2 separate regions of the Homo sapiens genome follow, and region 1 is linked to region 2. Evidence: chromatin loops called from intact Hi-C (ENCODE). Cell type or tissue: Caco-2. All regions are shown on one strand. Each heading gives the region's core, and the rest is flanking DNA. Links, peaks and the distances in the headings are about the cores only. Region 1 holds the start of MKRN3 (makorin ring finger protein 3). Region 2 has its middle 50 kb from the start of GOLGA6L2.

What was found. Peaks named below come from ENCODE experiments on the same cell type or tissue, not always from the same donor. Only the 100,000 strongest peaks of a DNase experiment are listed, where the experiment ranks them.
Region 1: it touches region 2 in a loop (7-fold over the local background); 6 of 110 quality-filtered maps call a loop at or near these places.

What each region holds. Positions count from the first base shown.
Region 1 is chr15:23,564,121-23,566,620 of GRCh38, reverse strand. MKRN3 (makorin ring finger protein 3) reads right to left here and starts at 947. Exons shown (of 1, transcript NM_005664.4): 1 at 1-947. The coding sequence starts at 838. In Caco-2, for the core only: no CTCF peak of the experiment used is centred there; DNase peaks (open chromatin) are centred at 360 and 1,010; H3K4me3 peaks cover 2,020 bases.
Region 2 is chr15:23,490,495-23,503,182 of GRCh38, reverse strand. No RefSeq gene overlaps it. Among named protein-coding and RNA genes, the nearest start is that of GOLGA6L2, 50 kb to the right of the region's middle. In Caco-2, for the core only: a CTCF peak has its summit at 5,361 (motif pointing left); no DNase peak of the experiment used is centred there.

The sequences.
Region 1 (2,500 bases), core at 1-2,500, 68 kb before region 2:
CAGCATCCATGGGGTGCAAGGTCTGCAGCCCACACATGTCGCATATGTCTCCATGGAGGTACATACAGCTCTCCCCACGAAAGCAAACTCCCCTGGAAGCATAATAGCAAAACCGCAACCCACTGCCCACAGCCATCTGCTTCCTCTCAGTCTCTGAGCTCTGTAGAGGAGCCTCGGGGGCAGATGCAACCCAGCGGCCCCGGTAGGGCTGCCCTGGAACAAACTCAATGGCATCCGCCCAGCTTTCTACACCTGCTCCTCCAGCAGCTCCACGGTCTGCATTGTCTCTCTCGGCTTCAAAGAAACCCCTTTCAGCAGCCGAGCCAATCACAGGCAAGGAAAGGGAGGATGCAGCCGGGGGGGCTTCCGCCACTTCCTGAGTCGGGGGCTCGATGTGCGCAGCCGTGCTAGGGCCTCCACCTGCAGAGGCCCCAGGCGGCGAAACGCCACCCTCAGTGGCCATCTTCCGACCAGAAAGGTCGTGCGAATAGCGACAGTTCTCCCCCTCCTTGCACTGCCCATGTATATAATACCTGCAGATGATCTGCTTTGTCCAAATGCCGCTGCTTCGGCTTGGCAACGGACTGGGCCAGGCTCCTCCTCCTGAGGCTGGGGCAGGCCTCAGGCCTCCTCTGCGGAGGTGGGCAGGGACTGGAGCTACAGGGAAGGGGGCCCAGCCCCTTGCCGCATGTGGCAGGGCTGAATCTGGAGCAGCAGATTCCCCGGAGGGCTCACAGACGGGAAGGTCCGGCCCAGACACACCCTCCCTTGCTGCCTCAGCACCTGCCTGGGCCCCGGCTGCCTCGTGGGCTTCTGAGGGAGCTGCAGGCTCTTCCATGGCTGCTTTGGCACCCCGAAATGGTGCCAGAACCTCTCCGGTATTTTTTCTTTATGGGCTTGAGGCCCGGAATGGCGGCCGCGCTCGGAGGCTTCTCTGGGGGAAGTGTGCATCTCTTTTTCCTTCCCCCCTGCTTTTGGGTCCCTCTGACTGTGTGTTCCTACCTACTTCCGGGCACAGGCAGCATGGCGGACACTTCCTGTGGGGGCAACGTACGTGCTCTGCCTGGTTTTTACCGCAATTTTCCAATCTGACATATTTTTTCGTTCACACAGGCGGGGACCAACCCAGCCCCTTTTGTCTGCCTTCTGCCTCTGCTTCGCTGTGTTCCGGCAGTCCCTAAGTCCCTTCTCACACGATTTCCTCAGGAGAATGAGGTTTTACTTTAATCTCTTCTGGTTTCGGTCATGCACGCTTCGTTGTATTTTCGTATCTGTCTGCCTTAAAAAAAATATAATCCTATAGATTCTGAAACATTTCATCCATGAATTATATAAATTCTTTTTTTATTCACTCCATCTTATGTCTGTGGTTTTTTTCTTTTAATGCCCGATCGCGGCAGGAAGCTTTTTTCAATTCGTTCGGTTGACAAGGCGCCGTTTCTTTTGGTCTTTGTTTTCTGGGATTTCTGAGGGCTTACACTGGATACGCTTTTCACCAGCAAGGCATTAGCAGAGAGCACTTCTGATCCGAGGCTAAGTTAGCACCTTTCAGATGTCTTTCTTTATTGTGATTACTATGCTCATTTTCCCACTGTGTTAGAAGCGCCAGACTTCAACCAGTCCTGATGCTGGCCTAATAAGACACTGTCCCCTGCATGACCCAGGCTTTTATTTTCTCTACTGGTTTAATTCATGGCAGCCCTTTGTTTCCCTTCCTTTCTTTCAACCCCATCTGTGCTGTGTTGTGGCAGGACAGCCTTTCATAACATATCCTGTGCCATATTATCCACAAAGGAATGGTCTTTAATTTCCATGTATGAGCGTTTTGTCATTTTTGCAGATAAATGTAGTAGATTAATCATTTTTTTGTATTCCTACTTTGCTGAGAGTACGTATCATGACTGCATACTGAATTCTGTTATGTAGTTTTATACATTTTTTGAGACAATTTTGTTTTTCCCTTTATTCTCTTAATGTGATTATTTGCAGCTATGAGTTTCAAATATTTAACTAACCAATTTGTTTCTAATAAGAAGCCCTTCTGTCATGATATATCATTTTATATATTATTGGATTTTTTTTCTATAAGTTTCTTTGAGGAAATTTTGTTGCCTAAATCTGTAAAGTGGAAACATATCTGAATATTTATAATCACCCAAGTCAACAAATTAAATTATAATTAAGTAGGTAAAAGCAATGAAAGCAGAATGAAGCAAATAATAAGGGCAAGAAAAGCAATGAAGAAAAACAAATATTAAATAAGGGAAATAAATTAAGTAAAATCCCTTAAACTGCTTATTGAAGCCAGATAATTTCTGGTGAAATTTATCAAGGAAAAATGAAGAAGGCTCTAATACCCAAGATCAGTAATTTCAAATATGTTATCACTACATTAATAACAGACATTAAAAATCATTAGAGAATATCAGGAACAAAGTTAGGAGATAAAACTTGAAAAGTTACATGAAATAGTCATATTGGTGGAAACATCTATTAGTAA
Region 2 (12,688 bases), core at 4,330-6,829:
TATCTAATGTCTCAACCCCCTACCAGAACACCTGATAAAGTTACACCATTGCTTAAATATTGCAAGACCTCTAACCATTTGTTTGGGTTTTAGTAAATGCATCTGCATGTTAACCTAACAGACTGATACCTTGGACAGAGAAGCTAACTTGTGCTGCCCCAGTGAGAGACCACTATAAATCTCAAGGTACAAACTCCAATCTCTGTGAAGTGAACTAGGAAGCCTTGGAACAAGAGATAGATACCCATAAGGTGGTCCACTGGGGCTCTTCCACTCCCCTTTTCTGTAACCACCTAGAAGTTCAGTACTATGAGTTATCAGACACAAATAGAAACAAAACCATGTCTTTAGGTGGCTAGAAACCCATAACAAAAAAGAAAGAGAGAAAGAAAGAAAGAAAAAGTATTTATATAAGGGGAAGAAATACTACTGATACTCCTAAGATAATGCATTGATGATGATGCTGATGATGAAACAAAGTTTTGTAATTTAACCCAATTGGAAATCCAAAATGTACTAAAATAATTTATATAACAGAGATAAAAGTGCACTGATTGGCTTTCATACCTCTACAACATAATTCCTGAATTAAATTTAGTATTGGCTTAAATATAGCAGTTGACAAAACTTCATGACTTTAATACTGGAGCTCAAATTAGAGTTACACCTGGGGATCCCACTAGATTTAAACAAGATGCCCTAATCATTTTATGAGAGTAGCTAAATATAAAATAGAGAAAAATAGGTATGTTTCACGTTATATCTTTTCCTAAATTTCCCAATCAGAATACCCATTGTTCTAAATTATGTTCCAACACAATGAATAACAAATTAAACTTAAAGCAATTATTTGGCATTTACAAATTGGATTGATAAAACAGGACCCCATGTGCCCCAGGTTAAAATAGTTTATAAAGATAAATATAACTAAAAACAGACTTTTCAAGGATTAAAATCTCTTATATAAAAGAAAATTAGTAAAGGAATGATCATTCCCATTGCTTCTCCATTTTAACAGCCCAATTTTGCCAATTCTTAAACCTGGGAAGAATGAAGATTGCCTCATAGTAGACTGCTACAGCTAAAATGCTATGGTCCCATTTGTTAAGGCTCCCATATTCAATACCCAAAATTATTTTGTTATGAGAATAAAACAGGAATATTTAGAAGAATGCCCCCACAACCTGGGAAGGAGCTAAGTGACCAAATAATAAGTTGGACAAGTCCAGCTTGATGAGTACATGAGGCTTTTAGGACTTACATACAGGACATTCCTGGGCAGCAACAGGAAAACTCCAGAGACCTTCCCTACCAGACATTTCTAAGCTGCTTTTAAGCTAATTTTTTGGCTCATTGCCTACTGCATGCAATGGATTATTTTTTCTTGGTAGGTTACCTGTGCACTCCAGGATGTTTGGGTTCCCAGAAACACCTGTTCCTCAGCTGGAAACCATTGCCTTGGCTCACCACTTGGCCTTCAAGGGCCAAGCAGAAGACCTACACCCTTAAGTAACCTGGTGGGGGGTGCCCATCACCCTATGTATTTACATTTCTGATTCTATTCAGTTGGCAACCAATAAATATTTTCCTATTATGGAAGTGGCTAATATGTATTGTTCAGTATCTATTTCAAAAACTTCTCAGCCTCAGTTTGGCTTCACCCCCAAAGGGATACTATAGGCCCTTCTGGACTACTGTGTGGTACCTCAAAACCTTCCTCATCACACACAATCTTTGCAGGAAAGATCTTAACTAAATCCAGCTTTCTCCGGAAACAGGTATCTTAGTCCATTCAGGCTGCCATAACAAAATAGTAAAGACTGAGTACTTTATAAAGAATAGATATTTACTTCTCACAGTTCCAGTGGCTGGAGAGTCCAAGATTTAGGTGCTGGTATATTTGATATCTGGTGAGGGCCCATTGATGCATACATGGTGCCTTTCTGTTGTGTCCTTATATGATAGAAGGGTGAGCTAGCTCTCTGGAGTCTGTTTATTAGGGCATTAATACTATTCATGAGAGTTCTGCCTAATCACCTCCCAGAGACTCTACCTCCTAATACTACAACATTGGGAATTAGTATTTCAACATATGAATTTTGGAGGAGGGGCCCCATGGCTTTGCTAGGTATAACCCTAGTGGCGACTCTCTGTGTTGGCCACAACCTTACGGTAGCTCGCTGCTTGAGTCTTGAGCCTGAGGGTCTCCCTGGCTTCATTCTTCAAAATCTATGTGGGAGTAGACACACCCCCATGGTTTATGCATTTTGTGCTTCTTTGGAGATGGCACCACATGTACCCTGCCAAGGTTTATCATCTATGCTGTGTGGAGGGGAGACCACCATGGCCTATGCTGCACCTGGGCCCTCTGGAGCCACAGCCGGTGTGGCCCAGGACAACTGTGCTCAAATTCAGGGAGCAGAGCTTTGAAATCATTCTTCCCTCCAGGTCCTTACATAAGCCTGTAATGAGAGAGACAGATTCCATAATCTCCAAAATTCCTTCCTGGTTATTCTGTCATTGTTTTGAGAAACAGCCCTTGTCTTGTGTTAGATTCCCAATCCATAGCAGTCTCCTTATCAGATGGTCACTTGACCATGCCCTTGTTCTCTCCCTAAAAGGAGGATGACTCCTTCTCCTTCTCCTTCTCCTTCTTCTTCTAGACAGGGTCTTTCTCTGTTGCCCAGGCTAGGGTACAATGGTGCAATCATAGCTCACTGCAGTCTGGAACCCCTGGGCTCAACTATTCCTCCTGCCTTAGGCTCCCAAATATCTGGGACTACAGGTGTGTGCTGCCATGCCTGACTAAATTTTTTAATTATTTTAAAATTTTTTGTAGAGAGAGAGTCTTGCTCTGTTGACCAGGCTGATCTTGAACTCCTGGCCTCAAATGATCCTCTCACTTTGGCCTCCAAAAGTGCTGAAATTATAGATGTGAGCCACCACACCTGGCCAGCTTTCTTATTTTTTTCCAATGTGGATAGGCTGAGAATCAAAAATTTTAAGATCTGCTTCCCTTTTGATTAACAATAACATTTTGGGCTATTTCTCTCTTCTTGAATTTTACTATAAGCCTTCAAGAAAAGCCAAGCTCCACCTTCAACACTTGGCTTAGAAATTTCCTGAGTAAAATATCCATTCATTTTCTCAAAAGTTCTACCTTCCATCAAACACTAGAATATGAACACAGTTCATCCAATTTTTTTGTCACTTTATAATGAGAATTGTCTTTCCCCCAATTTCCAATTACATGTTTCTCATTTCTGTCTGAAACCTCCTCAAAATGGCTTTTATCACCCACATTTCTATGAACATTGGGTTTATGGCCATCTTGGCATTCTCAAAGAAGATTTACCCTTTCTCTGCAGCTCTCCTCCTCTCCTTCTGAGCCCTCACTGGAATTAATCATTTAAGGCCACTCGTGGAAACATAGGTGCTTGCTAGCATGCACCTCAAAACTATTCCAGCTCGTAGTCATTACCCAGTTTCAAAGCTGCTACCACATTTCCATTATTTATTACAGCAACACCCTAACTTCTTGGAACCAATATTCTGTCTTAGTCTTTGGGGGATTTTCTAACAAAATACAATAGCCTGAATAGTTTATGAACAAAAGAAATGTATTTTTCACCTTCTGAAGGCTGGGAAGTCCAAAATCAAGGTGCCAGCAAGTTTGTGTCCAGTGAGGGTTAATTTTCCCATCCATGGGTGGTACTATATTATTGAGTCCTCATATGGCAGAAGGGTCAGGCTTGCTCTCTGGGGACTCTTTTATAAGCACATTAATTCCATTTGTGATGGCTCTGCTGTCATCATCTATTAAAGATTCCGCCTCCCAATACCATCCCATTTGGGGTTAGGATTTCAACACACGAATTTTGGAAGGACACAAACACTTAGTCTGTAGCTCCAAGGTACACATTTTACTCTCAGATACAATGGTGGGCTCTTAGAAACAACATTCAATGAAATTATATTTTCCCATTAGGCCCCAGGAAGCTGGATTAATTGAGAAGTCTTGTGGGCTCTTCAATGACTCCTACTTAAGTTAAAAAATAATAAATGAATTCCTAAATGGCCTCTATCTTGCCCCAGACCTTAATCTCTCTTAAGTTAAAGATGCAGAACTGACTTATAGCAACTTTAAAAAATCTTCCAATCACAATTGTCTATATTTAAAGGGAGATTCAAACGGATCCCAGATTGAGGATACCACTTTCTTAGGTACTTTTGCTAATCAGATTGTTTCACAAGTCAGGCACCTGTTCATCTGACATGGAACTCACTTGAACCTAAACTTACTCCCCAAAATCTTCCTCAATATTCATTTTATAAGGGATGGAAAATTTATCTGAGCTCGTCCTCTGATTACACTCAGAAATTAAAATTACTGCCCAAAAGCCAGTCCCAAAAATGGTAGAATGAAAGATAGAAAACTCCACTTAGTAACTTAAACTGACATTCAGATAGTAAAAGAATAAACACTATATTCCAAAATTATTGTAGGAAAACAGCCTGTTGCATGGCAAGAGTAATGCCATCTTGAAGCAAAACTGCCATAAGGACTGATGTTTCACTACAGCATACCAAGGCATTCCAGCAGCAAGGTCAAGAAACAATGCCTGTAGCATAGCTAACCCCTCATAAAGAAACAATGCCTGCAGCATAGCTAATTCCTCATATAGAAACAATGCCTGCAGCATAGCTAACCCCTAAAATAGAAACAATGCCTACAGCATAGCTAATTCCTCATAAAGAAACAATGCCTGCAGCATAGCTAACTCCTTATATAGAAACAATGCCTGCAGCATAGCTAATTCCTCATATAGAAACAATGCCTGCAGCATAGCTAATTCCTTATATAGGAAGAATGCCTGCAGCATAGCTAACTCCTCATATAGAAACAATGCCTGCATTATAGCTAATTCCTCATATAGAAACAATGCCTGCAGCATAGCTAATTCCTCATAAAGAAACAATGCCTGCAGCATAGCTAATTCCTCATATAGAAACAATGCCTGCAGCATAGCTAATTTTTCATAAAGAAACAATGCCTGCAGCGTAGCTAACTCCTCATAAAGAAACAATGCCTGCAGCATAGCTAACTCCTCATACAGAAACAATGCCTGCAGCATAACTAATCCCTCATAAAGAAACAATGCCAGCAGCATAGCTAACCCTTCATAAAGATGCTTATCTAACCTCCCCAGTAATCACCAGTTTCACTAAAGGGTCTCAGACATAACCAGTTGCATATGTTTTACCCAAAGAAGGCTTGCTATATAAAGAATACTTTCTAGAGGGCGAGTGTGAAGATTCACCCTCTCGTGGCCACCTGAAACATAGCTTCTGTTCATATTAAATGTTTCTTTCTAAGAAACTGGATTTGTCAACCTCTTTCTTTGGCCTCAGCTCCCTCAGCCTCTGAGGGTAGGTTTGCATATTCCTGCCCTGGTAATTATATATGCTAGAAAAATAATCATCATTAGATAACAAAAGTGTCAAGTGTTGCTGCACACTATTTTGTTGACAATTGGTTTTATTACTATTGATTTGGGTGCTTTCACTGGTTTGCAATCTGGTACTCCAAACCCTCCAAGTAAGTCATTGTTTCAAACAGACATAGCAAATGCTGTGGTCCACAAGCCATCAAGTATTGCTAATACAGCCCCAAACCTCATCCACTTGCCTATCACCAACAAACCAGCAACTGGGGAAAAGGATTCATACTAAGTGACTAAATTGGAGGACCTGCCTACAATCTAATGATGGATATCCAACCTCAGCCTCAAGATTTTAATTGGCAAAAAAACCTGCCACCTTATTAACAACATACACTCAAATCAAGCTGTGTGATTTAAAACCTATTTGTAGTAAAATGTTTCTTATCACCCATCTGAGAAAAACCTTGGACTATTGGGAGATTCAGATTTAGACGCTACTAATTATAGTGTTAATTGTGCCAATCAAGTTCCAGCACTTTGGTACAGTTACAGCAGCATGTTAGACGCAGACATTACCTTAGCTAGCCGTGCACCCACAAAGCCCCTTGACCTTAAGAATATTTGCAAGTCAAATTCCCAGGCACAACATTGCCTTCAAATTCCACAAGTGGCTCAGCCTTGTTATAATACAATAGAGGAACAAAAACATGATTCACATCAACCCTAGTGGTTATCCAACTTGGGAAGGATACCCCAGTCTCACATCCCAGATGACAGTGGTCTGCCTAGTCCAGGAATTCACTGCTGGAGATGACTTAGCTTCAGAGAACATTGCCCCAAACCAATACTTCACCATTGGAGATGACTTCACTTCCTGCACTGGAGATTACTTTTCCTTGGACACTTAGCTTCCCCAACAATGCCCATGGGCTCCCCTCCTAAGGCACTAACAAATATGCAATGGGATATTTATTGTTTCTTCCTTTGATATTAGGAATTCTAACATGTTTTCTGAGCTCACTTTTTGCTAGACAATGATCCTGGTATATAAGATGGAGCTTGGACTCCTCTTAGGGGCCTGTGGGTTGCCTCAAGCATGAAAATAAAGGAAAATCTTCAGTTCTTTCATGGTAGCCCTGAGACGTATATAAGCGACTTGATAAGCAATAAGGTAATTATAGCTTAAAACAATATCCAAAGAAGTTGGAATCCCCTATGGAAACTAAGGTAACATCTTAACATTTGTTATTGTTTTTCAGAAACCCAAATTTCCACCAAATTGCTCCACTGGCATATAGACCTCAATCAAGGGAGAATTGAGGACTAAACTGTGACTGCCATTCTTTTTTCTAAATTTCTTCCTGAGAGGCCTGAAGGAAGTCATACCCAGGAGTTAGAGCTAACCTTCTGTTCTGCTGACTCCAAGTTTTTAAACAAAGTATCTCTTTCTTAACCAATTGCAAATCAGAACATCTTTGAATCTACCTACGACCTGTAAGCCCCCACTTCAAGATATCTCACCCTTTTAGGCCAAACCAATGTGTAACATCCATATGTTGATTTATGATTTTCACCTTTTACTTCTGCTTTCCTGAAATTTACCCCTACCTTTAAAATCCTTCACTTGCGAGCAATTAGAGAGTTCAGAACTTAAGCAAGACCTGCCTGAGTCTTCTTGCTTGGTTCCTTGTAAATAAACATCCTCCTCTTTTCCTGCTGCAAACCTCAGTGTGGACATTTAGCCTTACTGTCGTGGGCAGTGGATCTCAGTTTGGTTTGGTAATAACCGTGACTGCAAAGGAACAACAGTCCCGAGCGGGCATCTCACTTGTGGCACAGGGGCTGCTGGCTGCAGCCATGCTCAAACCCTGTCCAGAAGCTGCCTGAATGATTGTATTCAGGGATGGATTCTTGCATCTGGCAACTGACCACCATTATGAAAGAAAGGCCTATGGTGCTTTCTTTCTATTTTATTTTATTTTTTTTTGAGACAGAGTCTTGCTCTGTCACCCAGGCTGGAGTGCAGTGGCGTGATCTTGGCTCACTGCAAGCTCTGCCTCCTGGGTCCACGTCATTCTCCTGCCTCAGCCTCCCGAATAGCTGGGACTACAGGCACCCGCCACCAAGCCTGGCTAATTTTTTTTTTTATTATTTTTAGTATAGACGGGGTTTCACCGTGTTAGCCAGGATGGTCTTGATCTCCTGACCTCGTGATCTGCCTGCCTTGGCCTCCCAAATTGCTGGGATTACAGGCATGAGCCACCGTGCCTGGCCTTCAATTTTTAATTTTAATTTTTGTGGGTACATAGTAGGTGTGTATATTTATGAAGTACATGACATGTTTTGATACAGGCATGCAATATGTATTAACCACATCATGTAAAATGGGGTGTCCTTCCCCTCAAGTGTTTATTCTTTGTGTTACTAACAATCCAATTATGCTTTTAGTTATTTTAAAATGTACAATTAAATTATTATTGACTATAGTCACCCTGTTGTGCTATCAAATACTAGGTCTTATTCTTTTTATTTTTTGTACCCATTAACCGTCCCCACCTCCCTCCCACCCTACCCCCACTTCCCTTCCCAGCCTCTGGTAACCATCTTTCTACTCTCTATCTCCATGAATTCAATTGTTTTGATTTTTAGATCCCACAAATGAGTGAGAACATGCAAATTTTTGTCTTTCTGTGCCTGCCTTATTTCACTTAATATGATGACCTGCGGTTCCATCCATGTTGTTGCAAATGACAGGATCTAGTTCTTTTTTATGGCTGAATAGTATTCCATTGTATATACGTACCTTATTTTCTTCATCCATTCATTCATCTGTTGACAGACTAGGTTGCTTCCAAACTTTGGCTATTGTGAACAGTGCTGCAACAAACATGGGAGTACAGATACCTCTTGGATATATGGATTTCCATGCTTTTGGGTATATTCCCAACAGTGGGATTGCTGGATCTCATGGTAGCTTTATTTACAGTTTTTTGAGGAACCTCCAAACTGTTCTCCATAGTGGTTGTACTAATTTACATTCCCACCAACAGTGTTTGAAGCTTCCCTTTTCTCCACATATTCGCCAGCATCTGTTGGTGCTTTACTTTTTGCAGTGTCAGAAATGAGGCACTGTTTTTGGTAAGTGGAGTTTGTGAACAACGGCCCCAAGCAATTTTTCCTTTAGATGCTGGGTTCTGCTTCAGCAGGACATCTGCTGTCGCCCAGATGTGCTTTGGAAAGGCACAAGGCTCTGCTGAATGAGAGCATATTTAGTGGGGAATACTCTACAGAGAACTGGAGGGATCAAGACCTTGAGGAATTGCATTTTTATTTTGATTTGCTTTCTTGAAATTCTGTCCAAAGCCCAGCTGAGTCCTTAAGGGTTTGTCACCTAAGGCTTTGTCATCTAAAAAAGAAAGCATGAGCTCTATTCCTCCTTGTAGTCCATTAGGGTGCATTAATACAATGCTGCAGCCAGGGATCAGTGTGCCATAAATGAGACGCCCACTCAGGACTTTTGTATCTTGCAGTCACCAACTGTTATCAAACCAAACTGAGGTCCACTTGCCCCGGGTATTATGTCCAAACATCAACACCAAGGTTTTCATTAGGAGAAAAGAAGATATTTATTTGTAGGGTGCGAGACATTTTAGCTTTGGACCCATAAAAAGGAATAAGATTTTTTTATTGCGGCACTATTTGGCCACAATATTATTTAGACTCCAGAGGAAAACCTGAAAAAGGGATCCTTTAGATTCCTAAATTTAAAAAGATTTTAGAGATCTCTTAAACAATTGATGGGAAAATCAAATTTTAAAAAGGACACATAATAGTGTGATGGTTAGCCTTAGGAATTCTCTTGACTAAATCAAAGAGCAAAAATCTGACCTAAAACAAAGTTAAAATTATTTGCAAGCCTAGAACTGCCCACTTCAAATCATCTCTGTGAACAATAGTGAAGACAGTCCCATCCTATAATCCACCAGCTAAATAAAGTTCTGCCCTTTCACCGTGACAGCCTGAGTTTGATTCCCAGCCAAGGAACAAGTCCTTTTGGTTTGCTATTTGTGAGATTTTTGCCATTTGTTGATGCATTTTTCTTTCATGGACAGCTTTTGATTTCCATCTGTGGGGGTATATGAGGCTTTTGAGCCTTGTGTGCAGATAGTCAACTAAGAACCTGAGACTCTAGAGAATTTGGGAAATAAGAATGTGGATTATACTCCATTTGTAGCTAGCAAAGTTTTCATTTCTTTGAACTGTCAAAAGACAGGGTGGGTTTGGATCTTGTGAATACTGCTTTCCGCCTCTCTGGAGACACCTCATACGTCCTTGGTTAAATCATAATCTTGGTGAAGCTTAACTTAAACGGTACCTTTAAGAAATAAAAAGGATATGGCCGGGTGCAGTGGCTCACGCCTGTAATCCCAGCACTTTGGGAGGCAGAGGCGGGCGGATCACGAGGTCAGGAGATCCAGACCATCCTGGCTAACACGGTGAAACCCCGTCTCTACTAAAAATAAAAAAATAAAAAATAAAAAAAAAATTAGCCAGGCGTGGTGGCGGGCGCCTGTAATCCCAGGTACTGGGGAGGCTGAGGCAGGAGAATGGCGTGAACTCGGGAGGCGGAGCTTGCAGTGAGCTGAGTTTGCTCCACTGCGCTCCAGCCTGGGCGACAGCAAGACTCCCTCTCAAATAAATAAATAAATAAATAAATAAGATAAAAATAAAAAGGATACAAAGTCTTACATATCAGCTGTTTGTCCTGTTAAAATTCTCTAATAAGTTTGAAAGGATTTTTAAAGAGCTGGATAGTCAAAAGTCAACTTAATTGAAACTGCTATTTAGGTTATATGTACGTTGTGTGTGTGTGCGCATACACTTGTGCACATGTGTGTATGCATAAGAGTCTTTAAGTCCTCTGTTCTGTCTTTGTAAGAATTTCTCCATTGGCTAAATTTCTCTCTCCTTGCACCCATGGCAGTCACATATGTGCTCCCTCTGCCTGTTTCTCCTTTTCCTTCTGTCAGCCCCTGTTGCATCTTGCCACCATCGGTGCCACATGAGGGGACAAGAAAATTTTTTTTCTAACAGACTGAAATTCCTTAAGGAAAACAGAAAAAGATGTGGTGGATTCCTCTTTTGGGGAGGAACTTCTGTTTTTCCTCAGGGAATCTCAAGAGGACAGAGTCCTCCCAGATCTAAAATTACTCCACTTTTTCTCTTCGGCTTTTGCAGTACCAGAAATCACTCCGTATTATGAGAAAACTTGCCTTATAAAATCTTATGGTAAGTTCCTGTGATTTTGTGTTGCTTTGGTGTCCATTTTCAGTCTTTCTTTAACAAAGCCTACACTCTTTTTTTTTTCTTCTTTTTTTGAGATGGAGGCTTGCTCTGTCTCCCAGACTGGAGTGCAGTGGCGTGATCTTGGCTCACTGCAACATCCACCTCCCAGGTTCAAGCGATTCTCCTGCCTCAGCCTTCCGAGTAGCTGGGACTACAGGCACATGCAACCATGCCTAGCTAATTTCTGTATTTTTAGTAGAGACAGGGTTTCATCATGTTGGCCAGGCTGGTCTCGAACTCCTGACCTCAGGTGATCTGGCTGCCTCGGCCTTAAACTCTTTCTTAAAGGAGAATAAATTGTCTCTCTCTCTCTGCTTTGAGATATGCATTGCCAGTTTGTTTCCTCTGGGATCTGGTGAGGGCTTGAGCCATGTGGAACAGGTGGATTTTTACTTGTTCCATTTATAGAGATGGAACTGGAATCCAGCTGCCATTTTTGGACTGGTGAGCTTTGCCAGTCTAATAGCTAGAGTTTTAAAATCAAGAGTCTAGGGGCTTTGTTTATGTCTGTTTTGATCTTTATGTATGCAGGTGTGTATGTCTTTGCATGTTGTCTACAATAGCAAATTGGCTTATAAATAAAAGAGTATTCATAAATTAAATACATAAATTTAAATGCTTTTCAGGTTAATGTGATTTTAATAATGATATTCAGTAAATAAAGATAGTTTCAAAATTGTTCTTAAAATAAAAGCATCTTCAGAATTGAATTTGGACATTTTTGCCTAGATGTATTGGTCAGATACTATCTCTGTTAGATGTTTTAAGATCATAGAATGATTGCTTCTGTAGTGCTTTTGATACTTGCTTAAATTTTCTATAAACTTACGCCTTTAGATTTGAGCCTTTAGGCCATGATGAGACCTATCCCCAAGTCTGGTACTTTGTCCTGGGCTACTGACACATAATTAAAACTGCTTGCTTCCTGGGCTTGTCACTGAACATAAGGGTTACTAAGAGTTTACATTGTAAGTAATTTATGTAATTAAGACTACTAGACATAAGAAAAGCAATTTTACATCCAAAGGCTCTAAAGAAAACAGAATGCACTTTTAATTTAAAAAAGATTGTAAGAAGGCAAGAGAATGTGGTTTTTGTTAAAGGAAAATTAAAATGTAAGAGAGGTTGAGGGAGAGAGAGTAGTTTTTCATTTACATGAGAGAGAATTCTGTGTGGTCGTAATAATAAGGGGGAAAATAAAGTAAACCTTTGTCCTAGGATAAAATGGTAAGACATGATACACATAACTGAAGGTTTAAGCAAGTTGTAGAAAGTTTGTGAAAGAGTGATCTTGTGAAAATAATTTTGTGTATGATCATGTGGGCTGAAATTAAAAAGAGGTCATTTAGTTTTTCTAAAAACTAAACCTAAATATGAAAAGCAGACCGATGCACGGCCAGAGCCTGGACCACTGTGTCCGAGTAACAGGGTTTTCTTGGAGCATGGATCTGCTCATTAATAAAAAATATAAGAGTTTAGGCCGGGCGCGGTGGCTCACGCCTGTAATCCCAGCACTTTGGGAGGCTGAGGCGGGCGGATCACGAGGTCAGGAGATGGAGACCATCCTGGCTAACACGGTGAAACCCCGTCTCTACTAAAAATACAAAAAATTAGCTGGACGTGGTGGCAGGTGCCTGCAGTCCCAGGTACTCGGGAGGCTGAGGCAGGAGAATGGCGTGAACCCGGGAGGCGGAGCTTGCAGTGAGCCGAGATCGCGCCACTGCGCTCCAGCCTGGGCGACAGAGCGAGACTCCGCCTCAAAAAAAAAAAAAAAAAAAAGTATAAGACTTTATAAAAGGTTTATGAAAACCTTTTCTTGTGTGATCACAATTGACTGATATTGGATGGACTTGTTTATAAGGTTTTATTAAAATTAGCTTTAGCTTCAATAAAACACT